Linked DNA regions of Homo sapiens: all the other regions are linked to region 5. The links are chromatin loops, found by intact Hi-C in ENCODE. Cell type or tissue: chondrocyte. All regions are shown on one strand.

What was found. A loop is a pair of places that touch in the nucleus more often than their neighbours do. Peaks named below come from ENCODE experiments on the same cell type or tissue, not always from the same donor. Only the 100,000 strongest peaks of a DNase experiment are listed, where the experiment ranks them.
Region 1: it touches region 5 in a loop (5-fold over the local background); 8 of 110 quality-filtered maps call a loop at or near these places.
Region 2: it touches region 5 in a loop (11-fold over the local background); 107 of 110 quality-filtered maps call a loop at or near these places.
Region 3: it touches region 5 in a loop (4-fold over the local background); 70 of 110 quality-filtered maps call a loop at or near these places.
Region 4: a loop joins it to region 5, with 6 times the contacts of the local background. A loop is called at or near these places in 2 of 110 quality-filtered maps.
Region 6: it touches region 5 in a loop (5-fold over the local background); 5 of 110 quality-filtered maps call a loop at or near these places.

Annotation. Positions count from the first base shown.
Region 1 is chr9:135,410,526-135,415,525 of GRCh38, forward strand. No RefSeq gene overlaps it. Among named protein-coding and RNA genes, the nearest start is that of PPP1R26-AS1, 59 kb to the right of the region's middle. In chondrocyte, CTCF peaks have their summits at 2,243 (motif pointing left) and 2,472; DNase peaks (open chromatin) are centred at 546, 2,236 and 3,086.
Region 2 is chr9:134,168,338-134,173,337 of GRCh38, forward strand. It overlaps LOC124902297 (a long non-coding RNA gene), which reads right to left and starts at 3,688. Exons shown (of 2, transcript XR_007061834.1): 1 at 3,424-3,688; 2 at 1-425. In chondrocyte, a CTCF peak has its summit at 609; DNase peaks (open chromatin) are centred at 1,884, 2,854, 4,714, 4,954 and 2 weaker places.
Region 3 is chr9:134,323,266-134,328,265 of GRCh38, forward strand. RXRA (retinoid X receptor alpha) reads left to right here and starts at 3,190. Exons shown (of 10, transcript NM_002957.6): 1 at 3,190-3,394. The coding sequence starts at 3,367. RefSeq lists silencers at 2,688-2,867, 2,938-2,987, 3,726-3,865 and an enhancer at 4,476-5,000. In chondrocyte, CTCF peaks have their summits at 2,874 (motif pointing left) and 3,960; no DNase peak of the experiment used is centred here.
Region 4 is chr9:133,790,186-133,795,185 of GRCh38, forward strand. It overlaps VAV2 (vav guanine nucleotide exchange factor 2), which reads right to left. Exons shown (of 30, transcript NM_001134398.2): 13 at 1,598-1,684. Among named protein-coding and RNA genes, the nearest start is that of SARDH, 54 kb to the left of the region's middle. RefSeq lists an enhancer at 2,834-2,883. In chondrocyte, a CTCF peak has its summit at 2,983 (motif pointing right); no DNase peak of the experiment used is centred here.
Region 5 is chr9:134,441,373-134,446,372 of GRCh38, forward strand. It overlaps LOC105376311 (a long non-coding RNA gene), which reads left to right and starts at 3,831. Exons shown (of 5, transcript XR_007061841.1): 1 at 3,831-4,187. RefSeq lists an enhancer at 1,966-2,544. In chondrocyte, CTCF peaks have their summits at 2,128 (motif pointing left) and 2,356; no DNase peak of the experiment used is centred here.
Region 6 is chr9:135,341,912-135,346,911 of GRCh38, forward strand. It overlaps LINC02907 (long intergenic non-protein coding RNA 2907), which reads left to right and starts at 1,338. Exons shown (of 3, transcript NR_171012.1): 1 at 1,338-1,560; 2 at 2,111-2,542; 3 at 3,383-4,651. RefSeq lists an enhancer at 379-1,091. In chondrocyte, CTCF peaks have their summits at 2,223 (motif pointing left) and 2,454; DNase peaks (open chromatin) are centred at 1,430, 2,064 and 4,940.

The DNA of each region.
Region 1 (5,000 bases), 970 kb after region 5:
CAGCCTGGGGTTATTTTGGTGTGGCCGCCCGAGCTGACTCACAGCCCCCAGTGAGACCCCAACTCCAGCTGTTCCCTAAGAAACCCAGGCTCCCCGAGTGGCACCCACAAAGCCCCAGGCATTGCCCTCCTCGCTGCAGCAGCTCTGGAAAACCCTGTGGATCCAGGAAGAGGCAGGCCCTTCAGAGCCCAGGGTCTCCCTTCCCTCCCCTGGAGAGCAGCAGGTCCCAAGGGTCTCGAAATCTAGCTTCTGAGGTGACCGAGGACTGAAAGGGATGATGTGGTGAAGGCTGAGCCCAGGTCTGGCACATCTTAGGTGGGCAACAGATTTTAGCTAAAATTATTCTTATTATCAGTATTAATGTCTCTCTGTTCCTCACCTGGGTCTTCTCCTAGACTGAAAGCCTACCCAGGGCAGGGCGAACCTCAGGAAGCTTGTAAGTCCAGAGCCAAGCTCACTGGGTGCACCACAGCCCGGGCTGCAGCTGCGGCAGGCCCTGCCTGCAGCCGCCTGTGGCCTCCATGGACAGACGGCCCTGGTGACCCCCACCTGAAAACCAAACTGAAACCTGGAGGAGGGGCTGCCCGGTGCACCGATTTCAAGGAGCAGTTCCAGAGTCGGCCTCTGGTCACCAGGGGTTGGTGCGTTCCTTCCTTCCCCAAGACACCCATGTGGGAGGTCAGGTGGGAGTCAGGGAATCAGGGAAATACTGTGGGACCCCAAGCCAGCTGAGCCCTGGGAGCACCAACGGGAAACGCCAACGAGTGCTGAGCCCTCCCGGCACGATCCAGGAAACCCTCTCAGCTCCACCAGGCGGTGAAACACCACCTCTGCGAATCTGCGTTCCGGGGCCTGGGGCTGTCCAGCGGAAACACAGCTCAGCCACATTTAAGGAGGCAAAAAAAAAAAAAAAGCAGCGGAAATTCATCCTGGTAATGTATTTTTGTTAAACCCAATATACTCAAATATAAAGAATTATTAATGAGATTTTTTTGCATTTGTTTTTCTACTAAGTCTTCAAAATAGGACCTGGTCTTTATACCAGAACACCACATCCCAGGGCAGACCAGCCCCATTTCCAGTGGCAATACCCCTCCCACACAGGGTGGATCGATAAAAATAAGAAAACTGTGAAAGCACTTTTTTTTTTTGACAGGGTCTCATTCTGTCACCCAGGCTGGGGTGCAGTGGCACACTCACAGCTCACTGCAGCCTCCACTTCCCAAGCTCGGGTGATCTTCCCACCTCAGCCTCCCAAGTAGCTGGGACTGCAGGTCTTCGCCATCACACCCGGCTTGCCTATTTATTTATTTATTTATTTATTTATTTATTTAATTTATTTATTTATTGAGATGTGGATCTCACTATGTTGCCCAGGCTGGTCTCAAACTCCTGGACACAAGTGACCCTCCCTCCTTGGCCTCCCAAAGCGCTGGGATTACAGGTGTGAGCCACCGCGTCTGGCCTGACAGAACTTTTTTTTTTTTTTTTTTGAGATGGAGTCTTGCTCTGTCCCCCAGGCTGGAGTGCAATGGCACAATCTCAGCTCACTGCAACCTCTGCCTCCTGGGTTCAGGCGAGTCTCCTGCCTCATCCTCTCGAGTAGCTGGGATTACAGGTGCCCGCCACCACGCCCGACTAATTTTTGTATTTTTAGTAGAGACGGGTTTTCATCATGTTGGCCAGCATGGTCTCGAACTCCTGACCTCAAGTGATGCACTCACCTCGGCCTCCCAAAGTGCTGGGATTACAGGCGTGAGGCACCGTGCCTGGCCTCTGAATGCACTTTTTTCCAAAAAGAAGCCATAGGTCAGCGCAGATGTTCTCACTCATTGGTGGGAATTGAACAATGAGAACACATGGACACAGGGAGGGGAACATCACACTCCGGGGCCTGTTGTGGGGTGGGGGGAGAGGGGAGGGATAACATTAGGAGATATACCTAATGCTAAATGACGAGTTAATGGGTGCAGCACACCAGCATGGCACATGTATACATATGTAACAAACCTGCACGTTGTACACATGTACCCTAGAACTTGAAGTATAATAATAATAAAATTAAAAAAAGAAAGAACGGGGAAGCTTCCAGGCCTTCGCGAGCCCAGCGCAGCCTCCCGGGCCGGGCGAGGGGTTTGCGGCTGATTCTCCGCGCGTCTCAGCCTGACCCACCGGCTCCCCGCCGCTCCGGGAAGCGCGCGCTCGCCCCCTGCTGGACGCTCGCGGCCCTGCGCCCAGCGCGTTCGGTGGAGGGACCCTGGCACCCAGCGGGCGGAGCCGGCATTTCTGCAGGAAGGAGCCAGGTGGACGCCGGAAAACCCAGGCACCAAGATGAAAACACGTAATACACCTGGTGTTCAGATCCGAAGTAATGCAGGAATATCCGCGGGGCACAAAGTGTCAGATGCTAAAAGCAGCTCTGAATGGTGGGGTGGGGTCCTTCTCGGCTGTGGGGAAACTGAGGTAATTTGACTGACTCAGCTGCCCGAGGTTCTTTCTGGAAGATTCTTTCTCAGTCAGCGCAGACTGCCACAACAAAACGCCACAGACCAGGGCCTTAAACATTCAGTTCTGACCGTTCTGGAGGCCGGGAGGTCCTAGATGAAGGGGCCAGCTGGTTCCAGGTCTGGTGAGACCCACGATTGCAGACTCACGGCTGCCCCACTGCGTCCTCACGCAGCCTTTCCCGGGATGCGCAGGGGGAGAGCTCTGGCCTCCCCTCCTCTTCCGAGAAGGTCATTAACGCTGTCAGATCGGGGCCCACCCTTACAACCTCACTGAGCTGCATCACCTCCAAAGGCCCTGTCTCCAAATAGCCACACAGGGTCTGGGAGCCAAGGTCTGAACCCGGGGACATAATTCACTCCACAGCACAGGGACCTAAATACATGAAGCCACTGGCGCAGACCTGGTGGTGCAGTCGCTGGAGAGGTGGCTGGTTCCCCAGAACCCCCGCTAGAGCTGCCCGGCAGCCTCCAACCCCACGCAGGTCGGGAGGTCTGCGGCCCGGCTCCCACGCTGCACCGGGACTGCCTGCCTGATCCGAGAGGCCCCTGCGTTGCACAGCAGGCTTCACTGCCTCTCTTAGGGGACAGGCCACAGGGCCACCCGGCGTGGCCACCTCCAGCCCACAGGGTCCAGCCGGATTCGGGGATGACAGTGACCCCTCCCCACGGAGGGCCTTCTGCTTCCAGAAGAAGGGTCCTTGAAGAGGCCCTTGCAGGGCCTCTAAGCTCACGGATGCTTTATCCCCACGACTCCCCATAGAGGGGCCTGCGGTCACCCAGGGGCCAACAGGAGCCATGGGCAGCCTCTGTCCACACCCAGCTGAGGCCCTGCCCCATGGGTTGGAAGATGGACGGGAATCATTGGTTCCTTCCGGCACGTCCATCCACACAAAACTGATTCCTTTGGAGATTTTGCAAAAGGTTCTAGTCTTTCCTCAAAAAAGTGCGCCGGGGGTTGTGGTGAGGATTCTGTTCCTCTTTCTCTTTTAAACAAGGCAGAGACGTCCCCCTTCATAGCCATCCCCTACGCTGACCAGTGGTTTCTCATTAAAAAATGAAAAGTGCTTTCCCCAAAGAACTGAAAACAGGCATTCCAGCAAAAACCTGCACACACATGTTCCTGGCAGCATTGTTCACAATGCCCCTGCAAATGTCCATCCACAGAGCAATGTGGTCACAGCGTGTGGTCCATCCATACAGTGGGATATTACTCAGCCAGAAAAGAAAGGAAATTCTGGGCCATGAAAACATTACGCTAAGTGGAAGAGGCCGGTTACAAGAGGACACACGTGGTGTGATTCCTTTTCCACGACATGTGAGGAGTGAACAAATCCACGGAGACAGAGGGAACAGAGCTTCCCGGGGCTGTGGGGGCCAGGAGTGGGGAGCCACTGCCTCATAGGGACGGGGCTTCGGCCTGGAGGCCTGAAAACGTCCTGAAACTAGCTGGAGGTCGTGGTTACGCAACACCATGAATGTCTAAACACCCCCAAGCTGTGCACCTGAAAATGATTCATCCAATCATCCACTTTAAATACGTGCGGTTCTCAGACATCGGTTCTACCTCAATAAAGTGGTCTGTAAAAACAGTTAATTTTATGTTATGTGGACTTTACCCCAATTTTTTAAAACAGTGCTTCCATCCCTTGCAGGGCTCTGTCTAGCAAGGACCCAGCTGTGAAGCTTGTGGTGGCTTTTAGGGGAGCTCCAGGTTACTTGGGGGTCTTTGAATCCCAACACCCATCCTAGTGTCCACAGCTGATCCCTCTCGCCCCCCAGACACAAAGGAAAAAGGTGTGCGAAGCCAGGGGCGGTGGCTCATGCCTGTAATCCCAGCACTTTGGGAGGCCAAGGCAGGCAGATCACCTAAGGTCAGGAGTTCGAGACCAGCCTGGGCAACATGGTGAAACCCCATCTCTACTAAAAATACAAAAAGCTAGCTGGGCGTGGGGGCACACACCTGTAATCCCAGCTACACAGGAGGCTAAGGCAAGAGAATTGCTTGAACCTGGGAGGCAGATGTTGCAGTGAGTCGAGATCGCACCACTGCACTCCAGCCTGGGCGACAGAGTGAGACTGCATCTCAAAAACAAACAAAAACAAATTCAGCCTGGGCAACACAGCGAGACCTCACCTCTAAAAACGATAACATGGCCCCAAGTCCTTGCCCCTCTTCCCATCAAGACGTGGGGTCTCTACCCCCCACCCCCACTGCCCCTCTTCCCATCAAGACGTGGGGTCTGTACCCCCTACCCACACTGACCCTCTTCCCATCGAGAGGTGGGGTCTCCACCCCTTACCCACACTGACCCTCTTCCCATTGAGAGGTGGGGTCTCCACCCCTTACCCACACTGACCCTCTTCCCATTGAGAGGTGGGGTCTCTACCCCTTACCCACACTGACCCTCTTCCCATTGAGAGGTGGGGTCTCTACCCCTTACCCACACTGACCCTCTTCCCATTGAGAGGTGGGGTCTCTACCCCTTACCCACA
Region 2 (5,000 bases), 270 kb before region 5:
TTAGTTGGCAGGAGGGCTTATGAAAATGAGGCCTGGGGGATGTGTCATTTACTCAACTGTCTTGGCTAATGGGATCTCTAGGCTGGTGAGGTTGCGTTCTGTGTTTTTTTTTTTTTTTTTTTTTTTTTTTGAGACGGTGTCTCGCTCTGTTGCTGAGGGTGGAGTGCAGTGGTGCGATCTCGGCTCGCTGCAACCTCTGCCTCCCAGGTTCAAGCAATTCTCATGCCTCAGCCTCCAGAGTAGCTGGGATTACAGGCATGTGCCACCATGCCCAGCTACTTTTTTGTGTTTTTTCTAGAGACAGGATTTCACCATGTTGGCCAGGTTGGTCTCGAACTCCTGACCTCGAGTGATCCGCCCACCTTGGCCTCCCAGAGTGCTGGGATTATAGGCGTGAGGCACCGCTCCTGGCTGTGTTCTATGTTCTGTAAAGGAAAACAGTGCAGGTAGGAGAAAAGAGGGGCCTGGGAAGGGAAGAAAACAGCAGGGAAGAGGAGGGCTGAAGACAGAGCAGGAGGAAGGCTGAGTGGCTTTAGCTCTTTGGCCTAACCCAGACCAGTCAGAGTTCACTCTGGGCACCTCCCAGTGGCAGCCACTTGATTTGCAGGCAAAGAGCTTGGAGACCGGCTCTGCAAATTCAGCCTTATCCATGTCCACATGGGTATGGCCCCGGAAAGCACTCAACAAATATGCACTAAATGGATGACTTCAGGCAGTGATCCAGATTATTCAGAGCAGAAAGCTGCTTGGGCTCTGATTACAGAAAAGTACTCCCCGCTCATCCGGATGCAGGGATACCTTCCAAGACCCCCTGTGGAGGCCTGAAACTGTGGATTGTACCGAACTGTAGAAATACAGTACTGTTTTTTTTTCCTATACATACATACCTATGATAAAGCTAGGCACAGTAAGAGATTAACAGTAATTACTAATGATAAACAGAACGATTGCCACAATATACTGCTGTAATAAAGTTAGTGTGTGTGATCTCTCTTTCACAATATCCTAGTGTTCCATGCTCACCTAGTTTCCGGCCACTATTGACCGTGGGTACCTGAAATTGCAGAAAGCAGAAACTCAGATAAGCAGGGACTACTGTACTCTTTTTTTTTTTGAGACAGAGTCTCGCTCTCACCCAGGCTGGAGTGCAGTGGTGTGATCTCGGCTCGCTGCAACCTCTGCCTCCCAGGTTCAAGCAATCCTCCTGCTTCTACCTCCCAAAGTACTGGGATTACAGGCATGAGCCACCACGCTCGGCCCTGTACTCTTATTTGCAGGCTCACATGGCTTTAGGGAGACTGTATTTTCCAGAATGCTGATGACATTTCTGCTCCAGATCTGGGGAAGTGTTGGTGAGTCAGTACTCAGCAGGATAGAAGGCTGAGGACAGTTTGGGCCCCCACAGGTGGCCATTCTCCCTCCCCAGAAACCTGGCCATGTGGTGGGCCGAGGCTGCCCGCTCTTTCGAAACTCCAAGCTCTGGGCACCCACAAGGAAGGAAGGACGAAGCGAGGGTGGAGTGAGTGCAGTGAGAAGCGCTCCTCCCGGCCGCCAGCACCATCCTGCGGAGTTAGTGATGTGGCGGGATCAGAGTTCAGTCTTTACAGGGAATGTCTCCTGGAGACACATCTTACTGGCAGCATCTGTGGGCTGCCTGGGGTGGGGTGAGGCAGGAATGGGGTGGCCTGACCCCTGCCCTGCCCACCTCTCACGCACGCACCTCCACCCACCTGCTGGCTGGTCCCAGAGGCCTTCCTAGGTTCCCGGGAGGCTCTCCGCTGGGAGCCAGGGGAAGTGTCAGAGCCAGGGCGACATTCCCAGGAATAGCGAGAGGCCCCAAGGACTCATTCCCTTTCAGAACGGAAGGCCTCGGTGACCCAGGACCCTCCTGGGGCCGTCACAAGTCTTCGAGTAACCACTGGGGCCCAGCGGGTGAGCTTCAAGGCCACTCCTAATGGCCACCACGCTGACCAGCAGCTTTTCGAATGGGCTGGTCCTTTGGAACTGCCCCTGGCTGGTGGGTGTCCCTGCCTGCCAGCCCCCGTCCTGCTGGCCTTGGCCTGGGTGGTGGGCTGGCCCCAGGGTGGGGTGTTCCTCCTACCCCTGCCTCCGCTTCCATCACTTTTTTTTTTTTTTTGAGACAGCGTCTCTGTTGCTCAGGCTGGAGTGCAGTGGCGCCATCTCGACTGATTGCGACCTCTGCCTCCTGAGTTCAAACAATTCTCCTGCCTCAGTCTCCCGAGTAGCTGGGATTACAGGCGCCCACCACCGCTCCTGGCTACTTTTTGTATGTTAGTAGAGATAGGGTTTCACCATGTTACCCAGGGTGGTCTAGAACTCCAGACCTCAGGCAATCCATCTGCCTCAGCCTCCCAAAGTGCTGGGATTACAGGCTTGAGCCACACAGCCTGGCTGCTTTGGTCACTTTGGGAACAGTATTCCAGTGTCAGGCTGCTGGGCTCGGGAGCTTGGGTGTCTGCCCCAGTCAGTCGCCCCTCTTGGGGTGGGACACCCAACAGGCATGGAACACAGGGTACCTGTGTCTTTTAGGGTGCAGGGCTGGGCAGTTCCAGCAGTGTCCACCAGGGGGCGGGGCCGCACCGCTCAGGGTGGAGCTGGAGCCACCAACCCGCATCCTGGCTGGGGCTCCCGGCTCTCACCACAGCCCTCTCCGCCTGGCTTCTCTGGGCTTGGGCAAGGCCCCTAACTGTTCTGTGCCTCAGTGTCTTTCCCCTTGAAGGGACTGATCTGCAGAGTGCCCGCCCTGGGGTTGAGCTTATGGTGAGGGCTCGGTGGCAGCCAGCCCTGACTGTCCTGTTTACCCCATGGAGAAACTGAGGCTGGAGTGTCCGCTGGACATCCGAGGTGACACCCTCAGGTGCAGCTGGCAGCGGGGCCCCAGGAGATGCTGGGAGATGCCTAGATTTGTGGGGTTCTTGGTATGTGCCCAGCACGCAACAGTTCCAGTTGCAGTCTGGACTCTCTCTGGCATTGTTTTTTTCAGAAGGTCATGTTTTCTGTGTGATACATAGAATACCTGCTCACTATAGAGACATTTAAAGCAACACTGAGCCGGGCGCGGTGGCTCATGCCTGTAGTTTCAGCTACTCCGGAGGCTGAGACTAGAGGATCACTTGAGCCCAGGAGTTCAAGACCAGCCAGGGCAACATAGCAAGACCCCATCTGTAAAAAATTTTTAAAATTTACCCAGGCGTGGTGGCACGCACCTGTGGCCCCAGCTACTCAGGAGGCTGAGGTGGGAGGATTGCTTGAACTTGGGAGGTCGAGGCTGCAGTGAGCTGTGGTTATGCCACTGCACTCCAGCCTGGGCGACAGAGTGAGACCCCATTTCTAAAAACAAACAACAAACTAAACGACAGGGAGAAAGAGTACAATAAAAACTAAAAAGAGCTCTAATCTTACCAATCAGCACGTGACGGGCACCACTGGCGTTTCTACGGAGGAGAGTCGTTGGCATTCCTGTGGGTTTTCTGTTTCCCATTGGGTCCAGAGTGTGGAGCAGCTCAGGGAGGCCCTGCAAGGGTGAGGGAAGGACGCAGCGTGCCTTTTTGTGTGTTCCAAGGTTTCCTGGGACTGGAAGACTCTGTCAGTGATGTGCAGGGGGAGCAGGAGGGTCCAGATAAGGCCCTTTCAGTGCTGTGTATCGAAGGCCCCGAGGGTTTACAATGGGATGTTTCCCTGCATGCAGATGCCTTCCCCGTCACGTCCTGGGTTCCTGAGGACCAGGCACTTTGCCCGAAGTACACAGTTACTGTGGTTTCTTTTTGCCGCCCCACCCCCCCGCCCCCAGCACTATTATGAAATGGATATTGGCCTTGAAGTAGATGGTGTCTTAGGAAGGAGAAAAAACATTTCCCTTCACAGTGCCTGTGGTGACCTCTGGGCAGAGTGGTAACCGCCCTGCCTGGCAGGCCCAGGACTCCCTGGATTTCTCCGACTCTGCAGGGATGCCCCCATGGCCTCCCAGTCAAGCCTGCTCAAGGGGCTGCCGTTCCCTGCTTCTGCAGAGAGGGTGATGACTGTCTAGGGGGAGAAGACCTCTTCTCAGGGCTCAGGGGCCTCTATTAATAAAGTGACTGCTGACCCCGGACGTACGGGAGGGAGGAGGGGATGGAACGTTCCCAGGGTTGGCGTTTGGCCGGAGACGCTTCTTGCCTGACCCAGTGCTGGCCTCCTGAGCATTCCGGTTCTGCCCTGGACCCCGAGGCTCCGATGGGCCGGAAGCCCTGCATGGACCAAGTGCTGGGGCTCCCCTTCCTCAGGGACATAAATCTCCCTGGACTGGCTCCCTGCGAGCGTCCTGAGGGCCTGAAAGAAGGAGGGACGGAGCCTCAGGCCTATGGGACCAGGAGGGACTCAGACATAGGCCATCGACCCTCCAGGAGCTGGCTCACAGCTGTTCTGGAAACTTCTCAGGCTGCACATGATCCGGCTCTGCCTCTAGACCCCAGAGGCAGCCCGCAAGAGGGCTCTTGCTGTAGTTCGCTCGCGTTCGGTTGTTTCCATGGGTGTTAGTGGGTGTGGGCTGGGGACAGGCAAGAGGACAAGTCCTCTCCACCATCAGAAGCCCGGCCTGTGCTGCAGAGACAGGAGGATGTGGTACAGGCCAGTGAGCCCAGCTCGTGTGTCTTAGTTTAGCCACTCACAGACCCCCGTGCAGTTCTCTGGGGCTGAGGTCCTCGGTACCCCAGGAGGGGAGGCAGGCGATTTTAACAAGTCATTCTAAGGACAGCACGGCTGGCAAGAGGTGGCCACTGCTGTTGCCCGGACGGACAGGTGAGAAACCCAGGGCACAGAGAGGCCACTTGCCGGCCCTACGCCACACAGGGAGTGCGGAATGACTTTGGGATAACTCCACACACACCGCGGCAGCCCCTACTTACGAGAACTTTGCGGCAACCTTGAGTGTGGGTTCTAAGCAGAAAGAGAGGCCAGGCTTCAGGGACGGGTGGTGCCACCAGGAGGGGCTTTTCTGGTCT
Region 3 (5,000 bases), 120 kb before region 5:
CAGCTTAGAGCCCCGTTGGTGTCCTGGGAACTTCTGGGAGCAGTCCACCCAGACGCCAGCTTCCTCATGCTCAGCCAGCACAGAGACCAGCCTTTAAAAATATTATTCAACAAGCAATTCCCGGGACTGTTTACAAGACTGAGCCGAGACAGGCATATGAAATAGGCCAAAGTACCTTAAAAAGCGTCCCTCAGGGAAATTAAAAAAAAAAAGACCCAAACAAAAAAACAAAAAAACAAAACCTTCTTAGATCGCAGGTTGTGAATAAATGGATACTACTATAAAAATAGTTTTGGCTGTAGCAGCACATGGTGGGAAGGCTGGGGTGTTTTTTTCCATGGCTGGCTCAGACCTGGCCATTTCATATGGGGCAGCCACTATCCCGGGAGGTTTCGTGTAGAATCATTTGCACCAAAAAGCTCCAAACTGAGGGGGAGGATAAAAAGTAGTGGCCACAGAAATAACAAGCGGCATCGTCATTTTCCATCAAGGACCTGGTGTGTTTTCGGCGGCCGAGCACCCAGGCCCCTGCCCCATGGAAGAGAAGGGCGGGGCTGAGAGCCATTCACCGTCTGTGGGCACAGAGGCTGGATGTGAGCCCAGATCTGCAGGACTCCGGACTCCGTGCGCTCTCCACGTGGTCTCTAGAGCAGGGGATGACGCCTTCCGGTGTTTCTTAGGAACAGAGGGCCCTTCTGGAACCTTCAGCCTTCCCAGGAGGAACCCACATGGAAATCTGTCTGCATGTGCCTCCCCGACTCCAGGCACCAACAGCTCCTGAGTCTTGAGTTTTCAGGGACAAGGAGTGAGATGGGGGTGGGGTGGAGAGTCCAGCATGCCACACCGCCCACTATTGGGAGGTGACCTCAGACACTTCAGCCCAGCCTTCCCACCATTGCCTGGCGTGTCCTGACCTGCCGTCCGCGGCCTGCTGCTCCTTCTCTCTGCAGGCCGCTGCTCAGCCGGCCCTGCTGCCTGGGCGGCCACTGCCTGATGGAACCTCCCTGCTCCAAAACCTGACTCAAGAACCAGTGATCCCAAAAGCTGCCTGAGCCCTTTGGCTGGATAGAGCCTTGCTCTCCCTGCACTGAGCATAGGCGAACGGCCTGCCTAATTCAGCGTCATTTCATCATCATCATCATCACAATAACTGTCACACCGAGCTCGTCCTCCCGAGCGCAGACTCTCCATATTATCTCACTTAGTCATCTCAGTGACTCAGTGAGGAGGGAGTGGTTGTTCCCACTTTACAGATGAGAAAACTGAGATACAAGGAGGGAAGTGACCCAGCTAGGCCACACGGTTGGTAGGAGGTGGACCTGCAATCTGGCCCAGGCCTTGTCTATCTGGGACTCCCCCCCAACCCCCCAACCTGAGTACAGTCAGGAGGGGCCCAAGCAGTCACAGAGACAGGCCTGGAACGCGGCGGGCACATGGCACTTTTGCAGTGTATGTTGGTGCTTACGGGGGCTCTTTCTCAGTCCTATCCTTTGTTTGCCGCCCCCCTCCCTGGCAGGAGGAACTCAGTTTTAGAAGGGCAGTGGGTTGGGCCGGCATGCCATGTGCAGTGGGGAAGTGGGTCTGTTGTGGCTGTAACCACAGTGGGTGAGGACCAGGTGTCAACAGTGGCCCTCATCCCGGAGGGAGTGGGGCAGGCTGCCTGTTGGACAGGGTGTGTGAATAGGGGGACGGGGTGGCCTTTGGTAGGGGCCCAGGGGTCAGTGAAGAGGGGGAGGGGGAGAGGGCTGCCTTGGGCTCTGGCTGTGCTGGGGGTGGGCTGCCCAACCAGGGCACTTCTGTCCCAAGTGGAACCAAGACCTCCCACCGGAACAGGCCACCGGAGCCCTCGTGGAACCCAGCTCCGGGTGGCCCGACTTGAGGGGCACCCAGGCAGCAGGACACCTCTCTGGTCTCGGGCTGTTATCTTTGGGCCGTGTCATGGCTGTCCACACGCGGTCATCACCTCCTCACCTCCCTCCCCATTAGCGTCCCCTGACCCGGGCCACCACGCGCAGCCTGCGTGAATGGTCAGTCCCTGTGCCTCGCAGCCCGGGCCCTTAGGTCTAGGTGGTCAGCAAGCTCGCGGTGGGGGTGCGGAGGGAGGGCGCGGCGGGGCGCCTCGGCGCCTGCTCAGGAAGGCTGGGCTTGGCGGCGCGCAGGTAGCTCACACCCAAATCCGAATTCCAGCCGCCCGAGACGGCGGGCGGCGGGCGGCGCGCGGCGGAGGCGGCCCGAGCTGTCCCGGGGCAGGAGTGCTTCCTTTCGTTTTCAAACAAATCGTGAATTTAAAAGTCAGGCAGAGAACTACCCAGGGTATAAAAATAGCCACCGGCCACAAAGTCTGTGTCCAACTCCGGGCAGCGCCTGCCCAGCCTGGTGCCTTTGAAGAGGGGTCCCAGGAGTGCGGGTCGATGAGGAGGCGAAGCGCGCACCCCTCCTCGTTCCCGGTGGGCTCGTGGGTCTCTCCGTGGGGGTAGGGCGTGAAAGTGTGGGGTGGACCGGGGGTAGCGTCCGGAAGACGAAACCTTCCCCGGACGAGGAGCTTGTCCTCTGCCGTTGGGGCACATCGCCACTCCCGGGCCTCAGTTTCCCCACGTGTCCGCCGCGGCGGGGTGCGAGGTATGGGTGCCGCGGCCATCCCGCCCGGCTCTGCGCTTGCCTGGCCCGGGCCGGGGTCCCCTCGCGGCCACCGCCCGGCCGCTTTGTGTGGCCGCGCAGACAATGGCCCGGCCGCTGGGCTCCCGGCCCGGCTCTCCGCCTCCTCCGGGCCCTTGCGCGCAAGTGTGTGTGTGCGCGAGTGTGTGGCGGGCCCGGGGAGGGAGTTCTGCTCCCGCCCCCGCCCCCGCCCCGCTCCCTCTGCGCCCCGCCCCCTCCCACGCCGCCTCCTCGCGGCTCCCGGGAACCCCTGGCGGAGGCGAACTCGCAAGTTTGCACGGCGCTCTCAACTCGGCGGCCGGGCGGGCGGCGATCGCGGGGCGGCGGCGGCGGAGGGGGGCGCGCTCCGGGCGGGGCTGGGCGGGCGGGGCGCGGGCCGAGCGGTGGCGGCGGCGCTGCGCCGAGTCAGCGCCCGTCGCGGGCCCCCCGCCACCCCCCCGCCGGCGCCGCAGCGCCGCGGTCGGAGCGGGGCGCGGGCGCGCGGCGGCGGGGGCGCGGGCCGGGCGCGCGCGGCGGCGGCGCGCAGACACAAGTAGTTTACATTGTTGGGCGACTTTTGCAACAACTCGCCGCGCCGCGGCCTCCGCGCGCCGCCGCCGCCACCGCAGCCGCCGGCTCCCCGCCGCCCGGGCCCGGGCCGGCCGCGCCGGGGGCCGCCGCGCCCGCCGCCCGCTGCCTGCGCCGCCGGCCGGGCATGAGTTAGTCGCAGACATGGACACCAAACATTTCCTGCCGCTCGGTGAGTGCTCGCCGGGCCGGGCGGGGACGGGGCCGGGGGCCGGGGGCCGGCGGGCGGGAGGGGGCCGGGGGCGCGTTGGCGGCGCGCGCGGGGGGTCGCCGGCCCGGGCCCCGCTCGGACCCCTCGCCGACCTTCGCGTGAGTTCGGGCGCCGGGCCCGGGGAGGGTCGACCCGGGGCAACTTTTCGCGGGGCCGGGGCGGGGCTGGGCAGCGGGCGGGCGGCGGGGCCGGGGGGCGGGTGGCAGGTTCGCCCGGGACGAGGAGGGGTCTCCCGCTCACCGGCGGCCGCCTGCGCCCCGGCGCCCAGCTGCAGCCGCGCCGCACAGGAACCCGGCCGGAGCGGGAGGAGCAACTTCTGCGCTCCGCGGCTCCGGCCTCCCTGGCCTGGGGACCGGGACGGCGCGCTGGGCCCCGAGCGGCCTCTGCGCCGCCCGCCCGTCGGGCTGCGGCTTCTAGCAGGCCGCTGGCCCTTGGGTGTGTGTCCGCCCAGGAAACAGACTGGGACCCTGTTATCCCCAAAGCAGCCCACGCCCGGGTGGGCAGGGTCCCCCGGGGCTGTATGAACAGAACGTCAGACCTGGGAAGGCCCCATTCCAGAAATGGGGCCCCTCACTCTGGCACCCCCGGGTGTTCTCCCAGGCTGGCTCTCCATTTGTGAGCAGGACAGCGCAGAGGCGCGTAGGGTCAGTTTCCCTCCTCCTCCTGCCATCCCGCCCGGTAGCTTCCTATCCCAGACTGCCCGCCAACTCCAGGCCCAGACCTACCGAGAAGGGGGAGAGGGCATGGCTGGGGCCCCCACCCATTGCCCTCCCAAGGGTTTGGAAGCTAGTGAGAAGGGGGAGACTTTATAAATTAGCTCCGGGAAGGATATTAATTTGGTGGTGGGACGGCAGCCAGGCTGTCAGGCCGGGTGAAGGATTTGTGCTGAATGGAAATCGAAACAGCTGATTATGAATGAAGCCCCCGCCATCCGTAGCCCCTCCTGCCCACCCTCCCTGCAGCCTGGGGTGCAGCTTGGCCACCCCAGGAGGTGCTCAGAAGCCAATGTAGCTGCAGGGATGTTTAGTGAGATGGGGCATCAAGGGGAGCCAGCATGGACCTAGCCCCTCCTGGATGTGAGGGTGAGAGTCTGAGTACCTCTGCTACTCACAGGCAGGTGTGCTGCCCCGTGACCGGGGCAGGCGGTGGGTTCCAGGTTTGTCAGACCTAACGCTTACTCCCTGCCTCTGTCATGATGGAGTGGTGGGCTCGAGGCCTTGAATGAGCTCCAGGGCTCAGCCTCCAGGGGTGGGCGCTCATGCCCATTTTGCAGATGAGAAAACTGGCTGGGAGAGGCTGAGCCCCCAGGATACAAGGTGGTGGATTTGGGATTAGCACCCCCAGCTCGTGGTACTGCTGAGTGTGAGGCAGGAGGGAATGCTGCGCTGTCTGTGACCGAGTGCAGTGTGGAGTGGGCTGGGGCTGCCTTTCCCTGTTAAAGCTTTGCACTCACACATGTGCACACACACATCCACACACACAGAGCTAGGCTCTCCCAGACGATTCCTCTGGAACAAGAATGCTCAGCTCAGTGTCTGGCCCCTGGACGTGGCAGGGGCCTGGCTGG
Region 4 (5,000 bases), 650 kb before region 5:
TTGTCGTTTTTGAGATAGTCTCACTACGTCACCCAGGCTGGAGTGCAGTGGCGCAATCGTGGCTCACTGCAACCTCTGCCTCCCGGGTTCAAGAGATTCTCCTGCCTCAGCCTCCCAAGTAGCTGCGATTATAGGCACCCGCCAGCACGCCTGGCTAATTTTTGTATTTTTAGTAGAGACAGGGTTTTACCACATTTGCCAGGTTGGTCTCGAACTCCTGACCTCAAGTGATCCTTCCACCTCAGCCTCCCAGAGTGCTGGGATTACAGGCATGACCACCGCGCCCAGCCTGTTCTTGCTGTTTAATGAACAAGTATTACTTCTATGTAAAAACTTAAAAAACAAAACAAAACGAACTTTTCTCCTCACGTCCTGCTCACTGTACGCATTTGTGACCGCCTCGCGCAGGAGCTCACGGCAGCACGGACCCGCCAGGTGCTGATGGTGCAGGGTGCGGCCGTCCTTGGCCTCCTCTGCACCCACACATTTTAATTTCTTTCTAAAATGAAAGATGAAGGGGGCAGTATCATAATGCCCTTCAGAAGCTTATTTTTTTTTTCTTTCATCGCCGACGTATCGCAGGTGCTTTTCCGTGCCCCACGTTCGCGGAGGGCATTCTCTTTGTGCTGCTGGCACCGGGTGGGTGTGGCCTGGCCATCGGGGACCTTCCCCTGCCAGCTTCATGTCAGTGAAATCACCAGGGTGAAAATGTTTGTGATTCACCACCAGGGGTAATTTTGCCACCCAAAGGACCCTCTGGTAATGTCCAGAGGCATATCTGGTTGGCATTACTTGAGGGGGTGGGGGTGCTACTGGTGTCTGGTGGGTGGCAGGCAGGTACACTGCTCCACATCCTGTAACGCACAGGGGCAGGTCCCACAACCAAGAATGATCCAGCCCCAGACGTCAGCAGTGCTGAGGTGGAGAAGCCCAGGTTAGAACCAGCAGATCCTCGGGAAGTCGGCTCCGGTCAGCACAGACCAGGGAGTTTGCTTCCTGGGGTGGCGCATCCCCTCTCCCCAGGCAGGACGAGGTGACTGACTCGGTAGCCCAAGCCTGGCCTCTGCAGGGCCAGACTCTGGGGAGCCCCAGGAGGTGGCAGCCCTGCCTGATGGGGTCCGAGGAGCAGAGGCGACTGCCGGCCCCACCGAGCCTGGGCCCAAACCCTGTCCATTGCCCCTGGAGGGGAGAGTCAAGGTGAGGGTGGGCCAGGGGTCCACGAACCAGGGGGCGTCTCCTGCCCCTGGGAGACACAGTTCTCCTCTTGGACTTGAAGGGGTCTTCTGTCTAGGCTTGGGGGAGAAGGGGGGCTGGGCAATGAATACAGTCCCTCCCCTGTCCCCTCCCCTCCCCGTCCCCCTCCCCCCGAGCACAGGCAGTCTTCAGTGCACAGGGCACTTGGGTTGGCTGTCGTGGGCAAGGAAGCGTGGATGCTGGGGGTCTGAGATCAAACTCAGAAGTTGCCGGGCACCAGCCTCTCAACAGGCAGCCATGGTGTGGCTGCCCATGGAGCTCACTCAATACTGGGGCTGTGAACGTGACTTTATAGGTACGTCCTCATCGACCTTCCCTAGCCTGAAGAGTCAGTCTCACTCACCAAATTTTCTATAGAACTCTGAAATTCGCTGATTTTCCTCAAGGTCTCCTTGTCCCGTTTAACTTCATTGATGTACATCGCCAAGTCCTTGAAAACAAGAGGCAGAGGTGAGCGGGCTGTGCTGGGTGGGGTGTGTGTGACTGTGTGTGTAAGCAGGCTGTACTGGGTGGGGTGTGTGTGCATGTGAGCGGGCTGTGCTGGGTGGGGGGTGTGTGACTGTGTGTGAATGAGCTGTGCTGGGTGGGGTGTGTGTGTGTGAGCATGTGTGAGCGGACTGTGCTGTGGTGTGTGTGTGTGAGACAGCATGTGTGTGTGAGCGGGCTGTACTGTGTGGGGTGTGTGTGAGCGGGTTGTGCTGGGTGGGGTGTGTGTGACTGTGTGTGTGTAAGCGGGCTGTACTGGGTGGGGTGTGTGTGACTGTGTGTGTGAGCTGGTTGTGCTGGTTGGGGTGTGTGTGACTGTGTGTATAAGCGGGCTGTACTGGGTGGGGTGTGTGGTATGTGAGCGAGCTGTGCTGGGTGGGGTATGTGTGTGTGATTGTGTGTATGTGTGAGTGAGCTGTGCTGGGTGGGGTGCATGTGTGTGTGTGTGTGAGCGGGCTGTGCTGTGGTGTGTATGTGTATGAGTGATTGTGTGAGAACATGTGTGTCTGAGTGGGCTGTACTGGGTAGGGTGTGTGTGATTGTGTGTGTGATTGTGTGAGCAGGTTATGCTGAGTGGGGTGCGTGTGATTGGGTGTGTGTTATTGTGTGTGTGTATGTGAGCAGGTTGTGCCGGGTGGGGTGTGTCTGACTGTGTGGTTGTGTGTGTGAGCAAGCTGTGCTGTGCAGGGTGTGTGTGTGTGAGCGTGTGTGTGCATGCACGCACATACATGCAGGAGCTCAGCCCCCAAGGGACCCCCCCCCCCACCCCCCACCCAGCATCCAGGCACCGGGCGTTTCTGGACCTTCTTCCTCCATCCTGCCGGGGAGGCCGCCCTCGAGACAGGAGGGCTGAAAAACATCACCTCTGCATGACAGATGAGGAAACTGAGGCAGGAAAGGGAACACACTGACCGAGAGCCACACCTCGTCAGTGATGATGCCAAGAGCCCCAAACTCCTGGCTGGTGCCACTTCTTTCTACCCCATCACGTGGTCCCTCTTAAACATCCTAATAGAGGGAAGCAGCCCTGTGTGTGGGAGCCACATCAGGCCACATAAGAGCCACCTAGACTTGGGCTGACCTATGTCCCTGTTCTTGGGAAGCTTCCCCCTCCCCAGCCTCTCTAAGCCACAGCCTCCCCTTGGAGCCTGGACAGAATGAGGGGTCAGGAAGTCCCTCTCTCCACGGGTCTGGCCACCCCCACTCCGGCGCCTGCCTGCCGTGCTGCAATCCTCGTGCTGGCCACCAGAGAGCAGTGCCCACTTCAGTCCAGAAAACGCAGTGTCCAGACCTGGCCCACAGCGGAACCCAAGGGAGCCGGCCACGTGGGCGGTCCTGGCCCTGCCCCCCGAGAGCAGCGGGTGGAATTCCCCAAAATGCAAGTGACCAGCCAGGGCCAGAGCCAGAGCCAGAGCCAGGTCTTCAGCAGGTTCCCATCCCTCCCGCCCTTCCTCGTTCCTAGAAGACCTCACCATTGGCTCCCCACCCACCCCGCAGGAGGGAACTTCCTGGGGAGGCTGCAGCACGCTGTCTGAAAGGGGTGTTCCGTTTTCTTGTCGTTGTCCACTTGCCTTTAAAATAAGGAATAAATTCCCAGAGACAAGGACCCCAGTAGCAAGTCTGGAGCTCAGGACCACCCCCCTCCCAAAGGCAGAAACATTACAACTGTGACCACCGCGGCCCCTGCGTGCACCTGGCCCAATGCCTGGCATGAAATAGGAACAGATGGAAGTTGCCCGAATGAATGAGCAGGTGAGGGAAATGTCTGTACTTTGATACAGAGGCAGGACTGCAGTCAGCTCATGGAGCTTGGACCTAAAACCGCAATTCCCTTGGAGACAAACCTCAGGCCCACAGCGGCACGGGGGCTGATTCTCAAAGACGCTGCCGTACAAGGAGTGAGCCCTCAGTCCCTAGGGGAAATCAAGCCCAGGTACAGCGACGACTCCCATAGTGGCTGCATGAATGACTTCCTATATAAATTGGGAATGGATCAAAAGACTTCTAAAATCCCCCCAGCCCTGAAGTTTCATGATGAGGTTCGGTGGCTCTCAGAAAGGCAGACGCACACCCGCAAGTCACCGAGTACTTTGTGCAGCACCGTGAGCTACACTCCTGGGAAACCATCCCGTCGAGGGGCTCAGAGCCACTCGCCAGCCAGACACCGAGTGCTGAGAGTATGAAACGCAAGACCACACTCAGGGCCCGGGTGCACGGCCCACTGCACCTGCTGTCACTGTCTCAGAGCCCCCGAGGACGCATCCACGCTGGCTCACACACCGTGGCTCACAGCAGACAGGCCAGAGCAGGTGTTGGAGAGGGGCGGCTTGGGGGCTGCAGAGCTGACACCGAGAAAGTTCTGTCAGCCCGTCATGGCAGGAGGCTTTCCTGGAGCATTCCTCAGGGTGCTCGCTGCCCAGTGCAGCCGAGCGGGAATCTGAAGGTCTCTGGGACCACCTCCCGTGCCCACACACGAGTGCCCACAGGATTTGGAGTAAATTTCTCCCCGAGCACAAGCCCTGCTCAGAGAACCTCTTAGCACCGGCGGCCAAGCACTGGCCCCACTCCCGTCCCAGCCCAACAGCAGCTATAGACAGAGACAGATTACAGCCCCTCCCCCACCCAGAGGGAGCTCCTTAAATGAGGTACCTGGGAAAGGAAAAGGGGGCCCAAAGCCCAGGGGGGCTGCCCAGAGGGCAGGGGCCAGGTGTCAGAGGGCAGGACTGCAGCCCTGAGGGGGGCTGGCAGAGGTGTCCTGTGCTCCCGACGAGGGAGATGTGGGGGGGGTCGTCATCCCTCCACCCAGATGCAGCTGGAGGGGACCTACCACATGCCAGGTGCTGTGCCTGGCCTGGGGACACAGGTGACTATGGCTGACACATGCCTGGCTGGGAAGGAGATGGCACGAACAAGTGTGTCCAGGAGGAAGAGTGCCACCCACGAGGAAGCCAGTTCCCTGAGGACAGAACCCAGTGGGGGGCGATCCTCCCTGGAAAACGTTCTGTCCACAGTGAAGGCAGGATGAGCAGGACGTGGCCAGGTGACGAGGAGGAGGGTGCACCTGAGCCAACACCCGGAGCCGGGGAAGTGCAGGGCACGTGCAGGAGCCTGGGAGGGATCAAACCTGCCTGGAACTGTGCTGAACACAGCTGCGACATCAGGGGCAAGTATCCTGCAGAAGGCCGGGAGTGCCAGAGTGAGGAGCCCATGCCTGCTTCATGGGCAGAGGGAGCCACGGAAGGTTTCTGAGCAAGGGAGTG
Region 5 (5,000 bases):
ACGCATGCACACACCACGTGCTCACACAGATGCTTTGGCATGCACACCCATGCAGAACTGCTCCCGTGCACACACCCATCGCTGCCCTTGCACACACCCATGCATGCTCCCATGCACACACACCCATACAGGCTCAGTTGCACACACCCATACACGCTCCCGTGCACACACCCATACACGCTTTCATATGCACATACATCCATATTCCCATGCACACACACCCATACACACTCCCATGCACACACACCCATACATGCTCCCGTGCACACACACACTCATGAACATACACACTTGCACTCAGCCCTGGAAGGATCGACAGAACAGTGGGGGTCTTGGGTGCGGGGCTGAGCCAGCCTCCCTTGGTGGAGTCAGGACCCCACACCAACATTCTCCCTCTTCCTGGGAACGGCGGCTGTGCGGCTGTGCTCTGAAACTCTGGGCCACTCCCTGGGCCCCCAACCATGGCTGAATGGTGGGTGCCACAGGAGTCTCGACTCACTTTGCCATCTTAGGAGCCCCCCTGGGTCCCAGCTGCACATCCAAAGGATCCTCCCTGGGCTTCACACCCTCCCCTGCCAGGGCCTCGGCTCTGCCCACTGAGACCAACCTGGGCTTCTCCAGAGGGGTCCAAGTGTGAATGGACCCCGAGGGAGGGCGGAGTCCTTGAAGTGGCCACCCGCTTCCTCTGTGTCGGCACAGCCCTCTGCCGACCTGGCTTGCTGAGTCTGGCCCACCCATGTTCTCTGCATATAATCTTGCACACATGAAGCACGTGGGCCCCTTCCGTGGTCTGGAAAAGGGGTCGGCCCTGGGGCTTCGGGAGCTGGGATGTGGCCTCCCTGCTGAGAGGCCTCCCATCCTGCTGCACATCTGCGCACATGGCTGAGTGCTGCTGTGTGAGACACCAGCGGTTGGAAGCTGGCTCTGTGCCCTGGTGGCCCCCTGGACTCTGGGCACAGCCTCCACGGACACCCGTCCTTGGGGTGAGAGTGAGCCCTCGGAGTTCTCAGGCCAGAGCGCAGGGACAAAAGGGGAAAGCTGAGGTCTGTGGTTGCAGGACACGGACCCCTCGGGGCTCTGGGAGAAGCCCAGGAAGGGGAAGCTTCCCGTAAGTTCCCAGGGCCTTGGTGCTTGTTTTAATAATGGGGCAGGGTGTTACTATGGGACTTCCTGGGGTGAGCGTGGGGGGAGTTTGGTGCCCCTCCAGGGACACGAACACCACCCCGTGCTCCCACCAGCCAGGCAGAAACTCCAGGCTGCTGGCTGGCGCGGCATCGCAGGACAACCCAGCTTTGGGCCTCCCTTCGGCATTTGGTTGCCACGGTGACTCCTGCCCAGGGCAGTCCCTCTGGACCAGAGATGCTGGGCTTGATAAGTTCTTCACCGTCACTCTCAGGCAACGACAGCAAGCCAGTGTGGGCTGGAGGTTTGTGAACTGAGAGGCAAGGGAGGGGGCAGGGGCTCAGGCACCTGCGGTGGGGGCAGGGACACATGGCTCCTGGATGGGCACCGCTGAGCTCCCTGTGCTTCCGTCCCTGCCATCAGCCAGCAGACAGCATGATGGGAGGAAGGGCGCACGTGGGGAATGGGGCGCATCCTGAGAGCACATCCTGAGAGAACGGGGCAGCCCCTGCACTTTGTGCAGGCAGTGCACACTCAGGGCGGAGGAGGGGTCATCGCTGTGCCCAAGGACAGCTGCACCTGGGTGACCAGAGGAGGCCAGGGAAGTCTCAGGGGCCTCAGGAGGAAGGGGCTGGGGCGTGGAGACATCGGGAAGGGCCACATAGAGCCTTCAGCCCAGTCCCCTGGATTCTCAGATGGGCACAGCCGCCCCCTGGCAGGGACTCAGACAGCATCGGGGCGGGCAGGCCATTGAGTCTGGCATTTTCTACCTGCCTTTCTGCAGCGAGCCCCCTCTGTAAAGATGCCCGGAGGGAGCCCGCAGCCCCTGCAGAGCTGTGTCCCCACACTTCGCAGAGGCCCTGCGAGGAAGGAGTTTGCCCAAAGGGAGGCCAAGGCAGGACCAGGTCCCATCCCACCACCTCGGTTATGGAGCTGATTAGGAACCCGAGTGTCCCCAAGGACAGATGCCCCGGCGCCTGCTGCGGCGTGAAGCAGCCCTGCCCCCTGCTGGCGACGCTGGGACAGCGCGGGTCCTCCAGTCCCTTCTTGCTCCTCCAGGCCTGTGGGTGCCACAGTGGCTTCCGGCAGTGGGGTTGATTACTGTGAGTCAGAATCACCTGGGCGCTCCGCCACCCAGCCATACCCCTGCTCACTGCAGCAAGCGGTCCAGTCAGGAGCCGGCTTCATCCCAGTTTCACCAAGATGCCTCAGCAGTCAGCTGTTCGGGAAGCTGGGCACACAGCCCTACTGGGTGCCAGGTGGGCTTGGCCTGCAGCAGGAGCAGGGTCAGGGAAGGTGAGGACAGAGCGCCAAGGAGGGAGGGGGGCGGGTCCTGCCCTCTCTGAGCCTCAGTTTCCCCATCTCCCCACCTCCAAAGTGAGGACAAACTCCCCACTTTCCAGGGCTGTTGTGACCAGGGCCTTGGTCACCCAGAAAATGCTTTAGGAGGAAGCAGCCACTTCCTCCTTTCTTTTGGTGTGAAGAGGCTCTAATGCAGGGCATGGGTGGAGGAGGCCAGGCCGACTTTGCTCCCTGAGCAAAGGGTGGTGAGCAGGAATCCTTGGAGATTTGACCCGGGGTCCACCTCTGGACAAGCACAGGACTGTAGGCCCAGGTTCCAGGGCCTGGGATCCAGGAGGTGGCATCATGGCTTTTGCCCATTATGGGGGATGGGGAAGGTCAGGTACCATGGTGCCCTCCAAGGTGAGCAACGGAGCCTTTGAGGTCCAAGGGCAGGGCAGAGACCCCTGTGTGGGTCAGTGGGGGCATTTGGGAAGCACAGAGAGGAGGCTCAGTGGTCTTCCTTCTTTCTCACTCCTTCCCCCCTCCCTCCCTCCTTCCCCTTCCCTCCTGCTTTCCCCCTCCCTCCTTCCTTCCCTCTCCCCCCTCCCTCCTTCCTTCCCCCTCCCTCCTCCTTCCCCTCCTCCTTCCCTCCTTTCTCCTTCCTTCCCCCCTCCTTCCTTCCCCTGCCTCCCTCTTTCCCTCTTCCTCTCTCCTTCCTTCCCCCTCCTTCCCTCCTTCCCCCGTCCCTCCCTCCTTCCCCCTCCTTCCATCCCCCTCCCTCCCTCCTTTCCCCCTCCACCCTTTCCCCCTCCCTCCTTCCCCCCTCCGCCCTTTCCCCCTCCCTCCTTCCCCCTCCCTCCTTCCTTCCCTCTTCTCTTTCTTTTCCTCCCTACCTCCTTCCTTCCCTCCTCCCTACCTACTTGCTCCCTCCTTCCCCTCCCTCCTTCCTTCCCCCTTCTCCTTCCTTCTTTCCTACCTCCCTCCTTCTTTTCTCCTTCCCTCCCCTCTCTCTCCTTCCCCCTCCCTCCCTCCTTCCTCCCTCCTTCCCTCTGGTGGCAGGTGCCTGTAATTCTAGCTACTCAGGAGGCTGAGGCACGAGAATCTCTTGAACCTGGGAAGCAGAGGTTGCAGTGAGCCAAGATCTTGCCACTGCACTCTAGCCTGGGAGACAGAGTGAGACTCCATCTCAAAAAACAAAACAAAACAAAACAAAAACAAAAACCACAAACAAACAAAAATGTGAGAAGGACATGAGATTTGGGAGGGGCCAGGGTTTGGCTCTGTGTCCCCACCCAAAACTCATGTTGAATTATGATCTTCCATGTTGGAGGAGGGGCCTGATGGGAGGGGACTGGATCATGGGAGTGACTTGCCCCTTGCTGTTCTCGTAATAGTGAGTGAGTTCTCACGAGATCTGGCTGTTCACTCTCTCTCTCTCTCCTGCTGCCATGTAGGACGTGCCTGCTTTCCATTCGTCTTCCACCACGATTCTAAGTTTCCTGAGGCCTCCCCAGCCATGCCTCCTGGACAGCCTGCAGAACCGTGAGCCAGTTAAACCTCTTTTCTTTATAAATTACCCAGTCTCAGACTGTTCTTTGTAGCGGAGTGAGAACGGACTGAAACAGCACCTGATCAGCCCTTAGGACAGTCAAGGTCATCAAAGACAAGGAAAGTCTGAGAAACTGTGACAGCCAAAAGGAGCCTCAGGAGACACGATGACTGAATGTCCTGTTGCGACATAGATAAAGGTGTATCAGTGCTGGCTCATGATTGCAACAAAGGTGCTAGACTAACGTGAGATGTTAGTGTGAGCAGAGCTAGGCGTGGGGCATATGGGAACTGTAGTATCTTTGCAACTGTTCGGTACATCTAAAAGCTATTCTAAAATTTAAAAAGCTAATTTTAAAAACTGAAAGCAGCATTTATATATATGAAAAAGTTGGCTGAGGTCCCTGTAATCCCTGCACTTTGAGAAGCCGAGGTGGGCAGATTGCTTGAGCCCAGGAGTTTGAGATCAGCCTGGGCAATGTGGAGAAACCCCATCTCCACGGAGAAACCCCGTCTCCACCAAAAACCCCCACAAAAATTAGCTGGGCACAGTGGTACATGCCTGTAGTCCCAGCTACTCAAGGCTGAGACAGGAAGATCACTTGAGCCTGGGAGGTCAAGGCAGCAGTGAGCTATGGTCGCCCTGATGCACTCCAGCCTGGGCAACAGAGCAAGACACTGTCTCAAAAATAAAAAAGTCACAGACTGTTGCCTAAGTCCTTATGGAAACCAACCTGCTTACTGAAGACCTATCGTGAGACATTCCAGCAGTTAGAAATAAGGACCTAGCTTTTCCAGAGCGATTCCACGCCTTTGCTAATCCCCACAGTCAGATGTGCTAGTGGAGACACACAGAATGGGGGAACGGGGTTGGTGATGGGAGGAGGCCAATGGGGTGACTTTTTTTTTTTTTTTTAAACAGAGTTTTGCTCTGCCACCCAGGCTGGAGTGCAGTGGCACGATCTTGGCTTACCGTAACCTCCACTTCCAGGGTTCAAGTGATTCTCCTGCCTCAGTCTCCTGAGTAGCTGGGATTACAGGCACAT
Region 6 (5,000 bases), 900 kb after region 5:
CTTTCCTCAGCCTCGAAGCAGCCAGGGCTCCTGGGCAGGGCGCCACAGCAGCCTCTATTTACCCCTCTGTAAAATGGGAAGAAAGTTCTCCCCAGGTGAGGCTGTCTCATGACTAAATCAGACACTCCAAGCTGATGCTCTGAAGCCACAGGTGTCCCTGCATCCCCATCACTAATACTGTCCTCTTTCCTACCATGGACAGGGGGCTCAGCGCCCAGGAAAAGAGCTCCACACTTTTCTAGCATCCCCTCGGGAGCTCTGGTTCCATAGAAGGGGGCTCCCAGTGTCCGATGGGGCTGAGCACAGCATGCAGCTGGGGCCCCCGTGTCCTAGGGATCCGAGAGCACACTGTTGGGCAGCAGCTCCTGGACGGGGCCCACCAGCCTTTGTGCAAACCAAGAAGGAGCTCGTCCCCTGGTACCAGGGCACCCAGCTGGCAAGCACAGGTGGCTGGACCCTGGCTCCCTCATTGGCACCTGCGGGGCCACATCGTGACCTTTGTGGGCCCCAGACACCATTCCCCCTGCACCTGATGGATCCATCGCTTTGCCCAGCCTTGGCTCTCGAGGTGACCTTCAAGGACTGCTGCAAGGACTGCCCCGCCAAGGAGCCTGGCACAGGCTGTTGGACACAACCCCAATTACTGACAGGTTCGCAAAGACACCCAAGCTGCAGGGCCTTGGCAGACGGGTAAGCAGCCTGATCTCGTCCAGAAATCTTGTCCACGTGCACCTCCCGGGAGCCCTCCTTCGGAGATGGCCGAGGCCTGATGCCCCAGAAGTCACTGTGTCCAGCTCCCACCTCTCCTGCCCCTCAACCCCTCAGTTCCTCCCTGGGAACCACCTGTCAGCTGCCCCAGCCTGGATTTGTGTTTTCACCCGGGAGTGACTCGGGGCCTCTGGTGGCCTGGGGAGATGGGGGAGCTTCCTGGGTCCAGGCACCAGCAGTCACCTCTGTCCCCAAGGAAGGCCCTGCCAAAGGGCCGGGCACCAGGTGCTCCACGTTTAGGCCAGGACTAGTTGATGGCTGCCCAGGCTCCCAATGACACATTCCCCTCCTCCGGGGTTGTCCCTGCTGGGCCTCTGTGCCAGCTGACAGCCAGAAGTCTGGTGATCGAGCCCGGTGGGGTCTCTGCCTGGGGAGGGATCCCTGGGTTTTGTCCCCATGCAGTGGGGGCTCAGGAAGTGCCCCCCAGCTTCCTCCTGCCTCTCAGCATTCCCAGCTGCCAGCACAGAGAGGCTGGGCTCAAGTCTTCTCCAAGGCCAGTGCCACCCTCCACCAGGTCCCACTGAGCCTCATGGGGCTGGTGGAGCCACCTGCCCACCTCAGCACTGCATCTCCAGCCAGGGCTGAGTGGCAGTGTGGGCACCGCGGCCCGGGACGACAGCCTGGGCTCAGAGTCAGGCTTGTGGCTTCGCCTCTCAGCTTGCGTCTCCTCCCCTGTGGGATGGGGGATTCCGTGGCACCCCCATGATGAACAGGATGCCATGGGCCTCAGCCCAGGGCAGACCTCAGTGTCCTTCCTGTGGCCGCTGCTGGAGGTGCGTGACCACAACACAGGTGTGTATCGATGTCACTTTGCGTCATGCCTGTGGGGAGGGCCCTCTCGCCCCATGGTCTCCATGGGGCCTCATCACACCTGGGAGGTAACTGGGGCATCTCAATTTTACAGATGAGTAAATGGAGGCTCAGAGCAGTTACAGGCTGAGGCTGAGACCTGGGCAGGTCTTTGTCATCTTGGAGTCCAGCACATACACAGGGCTAGCCTCCAATGGGCTAAAGGGAGCTGCCTCCTATACCTCCCTGTCCCCAGACACACACACAGAACCCCCACATATGCACAAGAGCACACGGCCACAGGAGTGTGTGCAGGTGTGTGCATGCATGCATGCGCATGCACACACATCCTTGCACAGAATGCACAAGGCACACACAGGCACAGGCGTGTGCACACACGTGTACACACACACATGCCTGCATGCATACCTCCCGGCTCCACAGAGGGGAGGGGGCATTTCCCAGGCAGGCTATGCTTCTCCAGCAGTGAGCGAACAAAATCTGTGCTCTGGGTGCCCAGAGCCCGGCAATGAGGGGATCTCACACCCTCCAGGGAGGGGACTCGTCCCCGCCACTGTGCTGACGCCTGGGTCTCCAGAGACCCTCCTGGAACTCCGCCAGGCCTTCCTGGGTTCCAGACAGGCCCGCCACGGGCATGACGCAGCGCCATCTAGCGGACAGCAGGGCTGCAGCGTGGACAGAACGGCCGGACGCCCAGTCCTGGGCTGGCGGCTGAGGAACAGCCTCACAGGGCAAGAGGGCAGGCAACACCTGCATCTTTCCGGCATAAGAACCTCAAGAAAAGCAAAGGAATATAAGCCTGTGTTCTTTGGAGCCACCGAAATCTCTGTTCTCATGGCAGTCGCTGAAAGTTTAAGGGAGCCGCCACCGCCCCAATGGGGTTGGTTTCTTTCTTCCCTGTTTTTAAAGATCTTTTAAAATGTCTAGAGAGACCCTGGGATCCAGTGCTGGACGGATGATGCAGGTTTGTGTGCATTTGGGTTCTTGCCCCACCCTCAGCCTCAGCCACAGCCACAGCATGGCTCCCTGGTGGTCTCGGGAGCAGGTGAACAGGGAGGTCCTGCTGTCGGTGCAGACCCCGCTCTCACGTCAGCCACTTTGCTGGGTAGGAATGAACTGAGACACTGCAGGGCACCCGCTAAGCCCACATCAAGCTCTAATTCCACAGTTATTTTGCAAAGAGGATAATGTTCCCCTGAGGACTCGCTGGATCATCTGCTCTCGGCCAGGGTGGCTGCAGGGCTGTGGGCAGCTGGTGCCTCTAGACAAGACATCTTCACCCCAAAACCCCAGGCCTGAAGTCCCAGGACCCCTTTCTCACCACAGTGACCACCAGGTGGCAGGTCAGGTGCAGAGGGGCCCTCTGCACCCCCAACTCTCAGGGGGATGGGACACCCACCACCCCTCAGGGCCTTCATCCCTCCTGTAAGTAGAGGCTTGCCTTTTGGATACCATGGCAGGGATCTCACATTCATGCCACACAGCAATTCGTGGGGACCTCAGAGATACGCGGGGAGGGCAAACAAGGCCCGCATCTGGAGTACAGCAGCGGGCTTGGCTGGAAGGATGTAAAGGGCACAGGCCGTCTGTCTCTACCCACAGCCCCTAGAGCCTGCAGCGTCGTGCTGCTGGTGAGAAAGACGGCGGCACCATCACATGCGAGAGACAGCTGTCTGTCGAGAGCCTGCTTGGGCTCCCAGGCTCCCTCATCGCCTGACACCCCCACGTGGGGAGGGGGCGATGACCTTTCACGTAGAGGAAGTTGAAAGCTGCTTTTTTCTTTTTGAATCTCATCTCCACTCAGGGCCACACAGAGAGGCTATTGTGTGTCACTTGCTGGGTTAGGAACAGACGGATCAGGGCTTCTATGCTGCGTCTGCCTGGTCCTGGGAGAGAGAAACTCACACAACCATCTGCCTGGAAGACCTGGGCTTCTCAGGCTAGAGGGTCTGCACATGTAGGTGTGTGTGCATGCATACATATGCCTGCGTGTGGATGTCTGTGCTTCACACAAACAAGTGTACTTGTGGGCATATGTGTGTGTGTGCCTGCATGTGCAGCTCTGGGTATGTGTGTGTGCGCATGCCCCTGAGTCTCTCTGCATGTGATGCATTTGTGCATGTGTGTGCCTGTGTGCCCGGGTCTGTGTCTATATATATGCATGCATGGATATGCATACGTATGTGCATTTCTGCACATGTGTGCGTATGCCTGTATGTGCCTGGCTATGTGCACACACATGTGAATGTCTGAGCAGCTCCAGAGGGAGGGCCACCACCCTGCATGGTGGACATTAGTTTGAGCCTGTGAGGACCAGTGTCCCCCAAAGCCCCTCAACTACAGCCCAGCCCAACCCAACCCGGAGCAGATCACAGGCCCCAGAGACATCTCCAACCCTCACACATGGTTCCCAAACCCGGGCTATCCTTCACTCTGCAGGGGCGGGCCAGCCCTGCCCACTGCCAGGGACCCGCTCCAAGGCGCCTGCAGGAGGGCTGTGGGCGACAGTGTGGGCGCCCACCAGCAGGAGGGCCTGTCATGGTCTGTGCACGAAGCTGGTGCGCTGTCTTCTCCAGGAACTCGCACCTTCGCTCCCCCTCCCCTGCCAGCCAACACTTTCAGGTTTCTGCCATAAAAGAGAAAAAAATCTCCCTCCCTCTCTACCCGCTCCGCGCCTGCTCCTTCTCCACTTTTTGCAGATCAAACAGCATGCATGGAGTCGAGCCTGCTGGCTCTGTTCCGAGCTGCACTTTGGGCATCCGTGGGCTGCCTTGCTCCTTGTGGGGTGGCTTCAAGAGCAGGTCCCAGGTGTGCCTGCAGCAGTGCCGACACCCCTGAGAACACAGCGCACCCCAGCTTTCGGCGCCAACCACACAGCCAGCAACTGGGCTTGGAAGCTTCCCTGAGGTCGACGCTGCCTGGAAATGGACTTTGCTGCCTGCATTCAGGCCAGGGGCCATGTTTGCTCCCCCATTACAAGTTGGCCTCATATTAACATGTCTGAGGACTAAGGCTGGTATTCTAGAACACGCCTTTCACTGATTGTGTTAAATAAAAGAGAAAGATGAAAAAACTCAGGAGAATTGGCGGTACCCGCTGTCCCCGTTTCTCCCCTCCCACCAGCTCCACGGCCCACTCCAATCTGGCGCCCAGGCCCGGAGCGCCTCCACCCCCAGCAGCTCCTCCTGGGCCAGGGACCAGTCTCGTCCCACGCCTCTGCAGCCCTGGGGTCACCACTGGCCACTCCCTTCAAGAAGCACACTCAGGTCTGGGCTTGGATGATGCCCCTGGTGGCCCTGGGGCCTCCCTGGCACCTCCTCCTCTGGCCTCACCCTCAGGCCAACCTGTCACACCCGGCTTCAGCTCCCACCTGCCCGAGGAGAATGCTCTCAGGCCGCCCTGCAGGCTCTGGGCCGGGGCTC